2 separate regions of the Homo sapiens genome follow, and region 1 is linked to region 2. The links are chromatin contacts, found by Hi-C or POLR2A ChIA-PET in ENCODE. All regions are on one chromosome and are shown on one strand. The core of a region is the stretch at or near the end of the contact, and the rest is flanking DNA. Distances in the headings are between cores, read along the strand shown. Region 1 holds the start of WSB1 (WD repeat and SOCS box containing 1). Region 2 holds the start of LYRM9 (LYR motif containing 9).

Region 1 (3,990 bases), core at 399-2,898, 600 kb after region 2:
ATCACTCGTCTATAACATTATGGTGTACTAAAGTAAAAGAAAAACCCACTGGACTGATAAGAACTTTTGAGTTCTTTGTCCCACTTCGCGACATACTTTCTAGTCTTAAAATACAGTTAAAATAATAACTGGACACAAATTCTGTGTTCTTTGCATCTTTTTTTTTCTTTTTTCTGTGTGAACTCTGCTACAATTTTTTCCCTTTTTTTTCTGTGTTTGTATCTTTAAAAATGGTTATTAAAACCAGGGTTAAAGTCCCTTCCTAATCAATCATCCCTAAGACAACAAAAGTCCAGAATTCTAAAACAGCTGTTTCTAGATATAAAAATTCACCCACATACAAAATAGTGCGCGTTTTGGCTACTTCAGCCTCTTCCCTTCTCTAGAAATAACTCCTCCTTGTACTTAGTAAAGGCACACATTCACTTCAAGAGTAGGAAAATGTAAATGCTCTCTGCTCAGCGGCCGCAGCTAATTATTACTTCACACAGTAAGATCAGTGTTTGCTAAGTGTTATCAGCCAATGTACAGCACCCCCCAACACCGTCAAACGTTGTTCCAGTTATTTTACTTTAAAAGAGGATTTAAATAATGCGACGTGCTTTCCACTGAGCCACTAAGTAGGTGTGGACGCACAACCTTCAACACTAATTGCCCTTTACTAAGCCGACCAGGGCTAGACACTAAGCCAGAAAAGCCTTTTCCAGAGTTTCCTCTTCCGCACAAAAGCTTTCCTTCTGTCACTCCACCCAACCACCCAGCTCCTCCCTTAAGTGTTTGAAAGATAATTCTAAAAGTCTCCTCCCCCGAACCGCTGCGTTTCTTAAGGCCACACCATTTTAAAAATACTGTATTGCTTTTGCCAGGCTGTTGGGACCTCTTCCATCTCATTTCTATCTAAGAGTGGTTGGTACACACGAGGACCCCCTCCTTTCATTACCGCTTACAACCCACAAGTTTACTTTTCCCCATTGTAAACCTAAAGTCCCTGAGTGGCCCTTCCCTGTCCACTCGACAGTCATGCCCTGAGCCAAGAACTCCCAGGACAAGAGCCCTGCGCGGACCTCCGACGAAGAAACCGGGGTCCTTGCCCGCCCCAGCCACACAGCAACCGCGAGGGAGCACAGTAGGTGCTGCATCCACGTCGGTGCCGTTTACCCCTCAGCCAACTCCCACCGAGGCGGCTTCCTCCTCCTCGCTAGTGGGCTGGCCCTGGCGCACTGGAGCTCTTCCCTCAGACTTGGAGTCGCTTCCTCCCAAACCTCCTCCGGGGAGTCCCTGCCTCTCCTCGGCCCTCATGCGCCCACCCACGGTCCCAATCCTCACCGATCTCTTTCTCGTTGACCCTCGGGGGAAAGCTGGCCATCTATGGGGCACCGTCTGATTCCGGGAATACGATGCGGACCCAACAACAGAGAAGAGAGTGGCGACCGCTGAGGGGCGTGACGCCAAGTTGGTCCCTCCCGGGCCCAGGGACAGAGGAGACGGGCGGGGGCGGCCGCTGCGGCTTCTGCTAACTGCCTCGGGAAAGCTCCCGAAGGCCTCAGACCAAAGTACGGAGTCAACCACAGACAATAGACCCTGTACCCAGCCTCGCGCCTGCGGAGGAAGACAGTTCCCCTAAAGCGCCGACTGCAAACGAGACACTGGAGTCAAAATGGCGGGCGGCGCCGGAGATATCTGGGCGGCAGGGGCGCGGCCACGTGACGTCACAGCCCGAGGCCCCCGCCTCCCGACGCACGGGACGTGATCTCCCCGGCCCGGCGCGGGCGTTGCCTGGGGGCCTCGCAGGGGGAGATCCAGCCCAGGCTGGTTCCGCTGACTCTGCCTGTAGGCCGGTGGCGTCTTCTGGGCCTGGATGGTCTAATATGGAGTTTATAAGCTGAAGTGGCTTTGAAAAGGGCAAGCAGAGAATTGTATTATTATTAGCCTCCTAGCTTAAAGATTGCATGGAACTTAAACTGGCTGAACCAAAAGAACAAAAAGACATTTCAGGTTTTCACTCAATTTGGCCAACTCCCCAGCCCACAAGTAATAGGGAACTGAAGGATGCACTGATGAAAAAGACAGGATGAAAATTAACATCGTTGTGCACCACCTGTCCAGCTGCGATTGTTCAGACCTGAGCCAGCAGGTTTTAGGAAGGGCCGAGGGGAACGAGAAGGAGACTCGGGCGTGATCGCGCCGCACCGCGCCGCGGGGCCTCTCTGGACTGCCTTTGTCCTGGCCAAGATGGATCCCACTGTCCTGGCCAAGATGGATCCCACTGTGTCAGCTCAGAATTGGCCCTTCCTCCACCTTACCTGAAGGCCTCTGGGAGGCACCTAGTTGTCCACACATCAGACTGATAAATGTGTCAGTATCTGCTAGATGCCAGCTTGGTTCCCGGTCACAGATGACGTATTTGCATTTTAATGGCTTCTCGTGTGGACCCTAAACATTGCAAAGGCCTGGGGCGTATAAGACTGGGAATTCAAATATGTGGCAGATATTCATGGGACAGAGTAGAGTGTTGCATAGCCGCTTTTTTTTTTTTTTTTTTTTTTTTTTTTGAGACGGAGTCTCGCTTCTCCCAGGCTGGGGTGCAATGGCGTGATCTTGGCTCACTGCAACCTCCGTTTCCCGGGTTCAGGCAATTCTCCTGCCTCAGCCTCCCCAGTAGCTGGGATTTGTACAGGCATGTGACACCAAGCCCGGGTAATTTTTGTATTTTTAGTACAGAGGGCGTTTCACCCTGTTGGCCAGGCTAGTCTCGAACTCCTGGCCTCGAGTGATCCGCCCGCCTCAGCCTCCCAAAGTGCTGGGATTACAACGTGAGCCACCACGCCCGGCTGCATAGCCGCTTTTAAGAGATCTCAAATGATAACACTGTAGGGCATGTTTACTTCATCTTTTCTTTGCATGAGTGTATTAATTCTTCAAATAGCGAAATGTTTAATAAAACATCGCCCCTCCTTTTTTTTTTTTTTGGTTATTTATTTATTTTTTTTTTTGAGACGGAGTCTTGCTCTGTCTCCCAGAGCAGAGTGCAGTGGCGCCAACTCGGCTCACTGCAACCTCTGCCTCCCGGGTTCAGGCGATTCTCCTGCCTCAGCCTCCCGAGTAGCTGGGACTACAGGTGGCTGCCACCACGCCCAGCTAATTTTTTTCATCCTTTTAGTAGGGAGGGGGTTTCACGATATTGGCCAGGCTGGTCTTGAACTCCTGACCTTGTGATCTGCCCACCTCGGCCTCTCAAAGTGCTAGGATTAGAGGCGTTAAGCTACTGCGCCCTGCCTGCCCCTCGTCTTTAAAAAAAAATCACTTTGTTAGGCTGGGGGCGGTGGCTCACGCCTGTAATCTCAGCGCTTTGGGAGGCTGAGGCGGGTGTCAGGAGTTCGAGACCAGCCTGGCCAACATGGTGAAACCCCCATCTCTACTAAAAATACAAAAAATTAGCCAGGCGTAGTGGCGAAGTCCCAGCTACTCTGGAGGCTAAGGCAGGAGAATTGCTTGAAACCGGGAGGCAGAGGTTGCAGTGAGCTGAGGTTGCACCACTGCACTCTAGCCTGGGTGACAAGAGTGAAACTCTGTCTCAATAAATAAATAAATCAATAAATCACTTTGTTAGCTTCAGTCAACGATATCTTGAGGACTCACTCTGTATCAGGCACTGGGCCTAGTTGCTGAATTTTTAGAGTAGAACAAAAGAAAAACTTTAATGCAGTCTTGTAGCTCATGTACCAACATTCATATCAGTCTGAGTTAATTCTTTTAACCAACTGCTATTATCCCTGTTACTTGTACTATACCATACAAATTCATGGGAAATACCAGTTTTTGAGTGTCCAACAGTGAATTATTGTGATGACTTTTTCTTTTTTTTTTTCTCCCTGAGATGGAGTCTCACTCTGTCGCCCAGGCTGGAGTGCAGTGGCACGATCTCGGCTCACTGCAACCTTTGCCTCCTGGGTTCAGGTGATTCTCCTACCTCAGCCTTCCGAGTAGCTG
Region 2 (3,636 bases), core at 86-2,585:
AACAGACTGTGAAATTTCTTAAAATTATTAAATGATCCTAAGACTGAGCACAGGAGTGGATGATGTTACTGCAGATTGTTCTTAATAAGGGCTTTAAAAGCTTAATGATTTATTGATTGGCTCTGCATTAATGACGTGCCCTTGATTATGCATGTGTAAATAAGAGGGCTGATTTATGAGGGTACAATTGTATCTTTCAGATATATTTGTCCAAGTCTACATCTTTAAAATAAATGGAAGCAATTATCTGAATATTTCAAGGGAGGGAACCCCACCTTCCCATCCCCCACCCCCGATTTGAGGGAAGTCTAGTATGTTAGGTGAAGAGAAAAAAAAAGAAAAGAGGAAGCTCTAAAGGGAGTTAGGAACAAAACAAAACTTCCGTTAAGAAATATCCCTGCTTCTCTTATCCTAAGAGAAGAAAAACAGATTCCCAGGTGCCACCGGGGAGCAATGTTTTACTTAAAAAAAAAAAAAGAAAAAGGAAAAAGAAAAACCTGTAAGAAGTTGTCCTGTTAAATCAACGACACATGGAGTCTGAAGGAAATCAGCCTTTTCGTTACAAACAGGTTTAAAAAGCCCTGGAGAAGAGAGACGTGAACAGAAGCAATATTATCCACTAACAACCTAACTCCCGCTTAGACATCAGCTGAGAGATCAGCAGCATCATTGAACAGGGGGGTTTGTCTTAAGATAATGACTCATCTTGATTTCTTTCAGGATATAAAACTTGTATTTAAATCAATTCAGAGAAGCACTTGAGCTTTAAACATTAGAGAGCAGGGAGAGCCTATTTAATAAACAGCATTATTTCATTTTCAAAGAATGATACTGGCAGTAGCTCTAAGTTTAAATTTTGTATTATTTTCCTCAATTATAATTATAGATGGGTCTGAAAGGAAGCATGCTTATTACTGTCATATTTATTCTTTTGACAGGTGTTATGGGACTGTAATTTGGTGAAATGATTCAAAACGCAGATTCCTATCCAAACACAATTCTTGTCATCAACACGAGAGGTTCAGGAAAAGTCCTCCAGCAAGCCTTTCAGAGATCTTGAACACCCCATATTCATAGCACAATCCATATTCAGGAATAAGGAGGAGAGAGTGCCTTTAGGGCTTATATCCGGCGTAGCAACAGCCAGAAGGCAGAGTGGGTGTTTGAGGTAACAGGTAACGAAGGCTGTTAGTGGGGACAGCTTTCAACTGGGTGGGGTCGGATCTAGGAAGAGGCACCCAGTAGGACCCCGAGTCCCGCGCGCGGCCGGCAGAGGGCGCTGGGCTCACCGTCGCCGGGCAGGGGCGGTGCCGCTCAGTCCCCGGGGCGCAGGCGCACTCGTCGCCGCGGCGGCGTCCGGGGCTGGCGTTCCCCTGGAGGCTGGTGAGCCGCGCTGCGCAGGCCGAGGCCGAGGGCGGGGGCGCGGGGGCAGCGGCGGCCGGAGCCACTGGGTGGCGGGGGCGGGCTAGGGATGTGGAGGCCTCGGGTGTCCTCGGATCTATTGAAGACCTAGGGGCGACCCGCGCCGGCACCTTTTCCCTTGCGGTCTGCGCTCTTCCACCGGAGAGCTGAGTGCACCGGAGCGCGGCGCCCGGGCTTGACGCAGGCCTGGCCGGGCGGCCTCGGAGGAGCAGGAAAGGCCTGCAGCGCGAGCTAGGGGCGCGAGGTCCGGGGCAGCCCGGAGGCCAGCCTCTCAGAGGCTCACGGGCCTGGCCACTTTTAAAAGGAGAATGTCCCCTCCACCGTCCCTCTGCCCGCGGCACCCGGTGGCCGGAGCAACCTTGTCGTGATGATTTATGCTTCTGCGTAAGAGCAAGTTGCTCCGTGGCCAAAACCCTTTCGCTCCTAGGATTGATCCTTTTTGTGGTTATTGTTTTAAAAAGTTTTATTGAGATATAATTCACGAAGCATACAGTTCACCCATCTAAAGTGCACAATTCAGTGTCTTTTAGTGTGTTTGCAGAGTTGTGCAGCTGTCACCATAATGTTTTAGAACATTACCCCCCAAAAGAAACACCTCCTTTAGCTGTCACTCCCCCCTCCCATCTACTCCCATTCTCCCAGCCCTAGGCAACCACCAATGTACTTCTGTCTCTGTACTTTTGCCTATTCTGGATGTTTCGTATAAATGGAATCATACATTAAGTAGCCCCTTGTGACTGGGTTTGTTCACTTAGCGTAATGTTTTCTGGGTTCACCTGCCATAGGTTCTTGACTTCAGGACAGTTTCCTGCTGGCTTTAGTTTCCTCTGGTAACTTGGGAATCAATTGACATCTATGGAACTTCTGTTATGGTTCAGGTACTATAAACTGTGGAGGAGTGACTAATAACCGTATATATATTTTTCTTACTAATTTCCCTTCATTTCACAGGTGTTGAACTAATACAGTATAGTTTCTTGTTCTTCAGAAGCTTACAGTCAGCAAGGAACAGAAAGCCAAATAAAGTAGGAAAGGGTAAGATGTTCAACGCTGGGCGCAGTGGCTCATGCCCATAATCTCAGCACCGTAGGAGGCTGAGGAAAGAGGATCACTTGAGCCTAGAATTTTGAGACCAGCCTGGGCAACATAGTAAGACTTCGTTTCTATAAATAATTAAAAAAATTAGCCAGACGTGGTGGCGTGTGCCTGTGATCCCGGCCACTTGAGAGGCTGAGGTAGAATCGTTTGAGCCCGGGCAGTTGTGACTGCAGTGATCCCTGATCATGCTACTGTACTCCAGCCTGGGTGACAGAGTGAGACCCTGTCTCAGGACAAAAAAAAAAAAAAAAAGATGTTCAAGCACTTAAGATGTGCCAGCCCCTGTGCTAGGCACTTTCCATAAGTTAGCTAGGTTGGTCTTTACAAAACCCCTGTGAGGTGGGTTATTCTTTTCTCCAGTTTACAGTGGGGGAAGCAGAAGTCCAGAGAAGTCAACCAGGTTGGCCAGGATTACACAGCTAGTAGATAGCAGAGGTAGGCTTTTAAACTAGGGTTCTTTGTCTCCAAAACCTGCTCTAAGTTCTGTCACATCGATTATAATCACAATAAGTGATTACAGAGCAGTGTGATGACTGTAATAGGGGTGTGAACAGCATGGGATGAAAGCCTGAAGGAGGTGACAGGGAACTGGATCTCTAAGGATGAAGGGGAATTCTTGAGGCAGGTGAAGAAGTCAAGGTAGGGGAAAGCACAGCATGTTTCAGAGATGGTATTAACAATAACAGTTAGTAGGAAACATGTAGTGTGTGCCAGGCATCATGCTTAGTAGTCTAGGAGCGTTATTTCATCCTTACAACAGTCCTATGTAGGAAATACTATTTATTAGGGACCGCATTGACAGATGGGGAACAGACTTCGAGATAGAAGTTAAGAAACTCGTCCAGGGTCCTAGAACTAGCAGGTGATAGAACCAGGATTTGAACCCAGACTGTCTGATCCCAGAGTCCTCCAAGTTCAGTCTGTGGCTAAAATGCAGGAAGTGTGGGAAGGACAGCAGGAGGGGAGACTGATGAGAGGGATTGAAACAGATCTCAGAAGGCCATGGGTAGAGAACTCTCTACAGAGGTTCTGAGGAAGGGGAGTGACAGGGTGTGCTTTTTAGGAAGTGTTCTTGGGTGGCACCATGTGGATTGGGCTGGAAGGAGGGAGACAGAT

The links. A loop is a pair of places that touch in the nucleus more often than their neighbours do. ChIA-PET counts read pairs that join two places held with the same protein, here RNA polymerase II (POLR2A). Pooled maps may share reads with other maps.
Region 1: a map of B cell shows a loop between it and region 2 (8-fold over the local background). The contact joins the promoter of WSB1 here to the promoter of LYRM9 in region 2. A Hi-C loop is called at or near these places in 4 of 168 maps with a recorded cell type or tissue (B cell, CD8-positive, alpha-beta T cell and naive thymus-derived CD4-positive, alpha-beta T cell), 3 of 37 single-sample maps with no recorded cell type and 12 of 50 pooled maps. POLR2A ChIA-PET finds 5 or more read pairs at or near these places in 3 of 52 experiments (B cell, WTC11 and activated naive CD4-positive, alpha-beta T cell).

Annotation. Positions count from the first base shown.
Region 1 is chr17:27,291,772-27,295,761 of GRCh38, reverse strand. It overlaps WSB1 (WD repeat and SOCS box containing 1), which reads right to left and starts at 1,648. Exons shown (of 9, transcript NM_015626.10): 1 at 1,327-1,648. The coding sequence starts at 1,366. It overlaps MIR4522 (microRNA 4522), which reads left to right and starts at 1,766; the gene lies at 1,766-1,852. RefSeq lists enhancers at 1,370-1,429, 1,440-1,499, 1,870-1,919 and a silencer at 1,620-1,829.
Region 2 is chr17:27,891,064-27,894,699 of GRCh38, reverse strand. It overlaps LYRM9 (LYR motif containing 9), which reads left to right and starts at 1,335. Exons shown (of 4, transcript NM_001076680.3): 1 at 1,335-1,383. RefSeq lists a silencer at 1,154-1,703.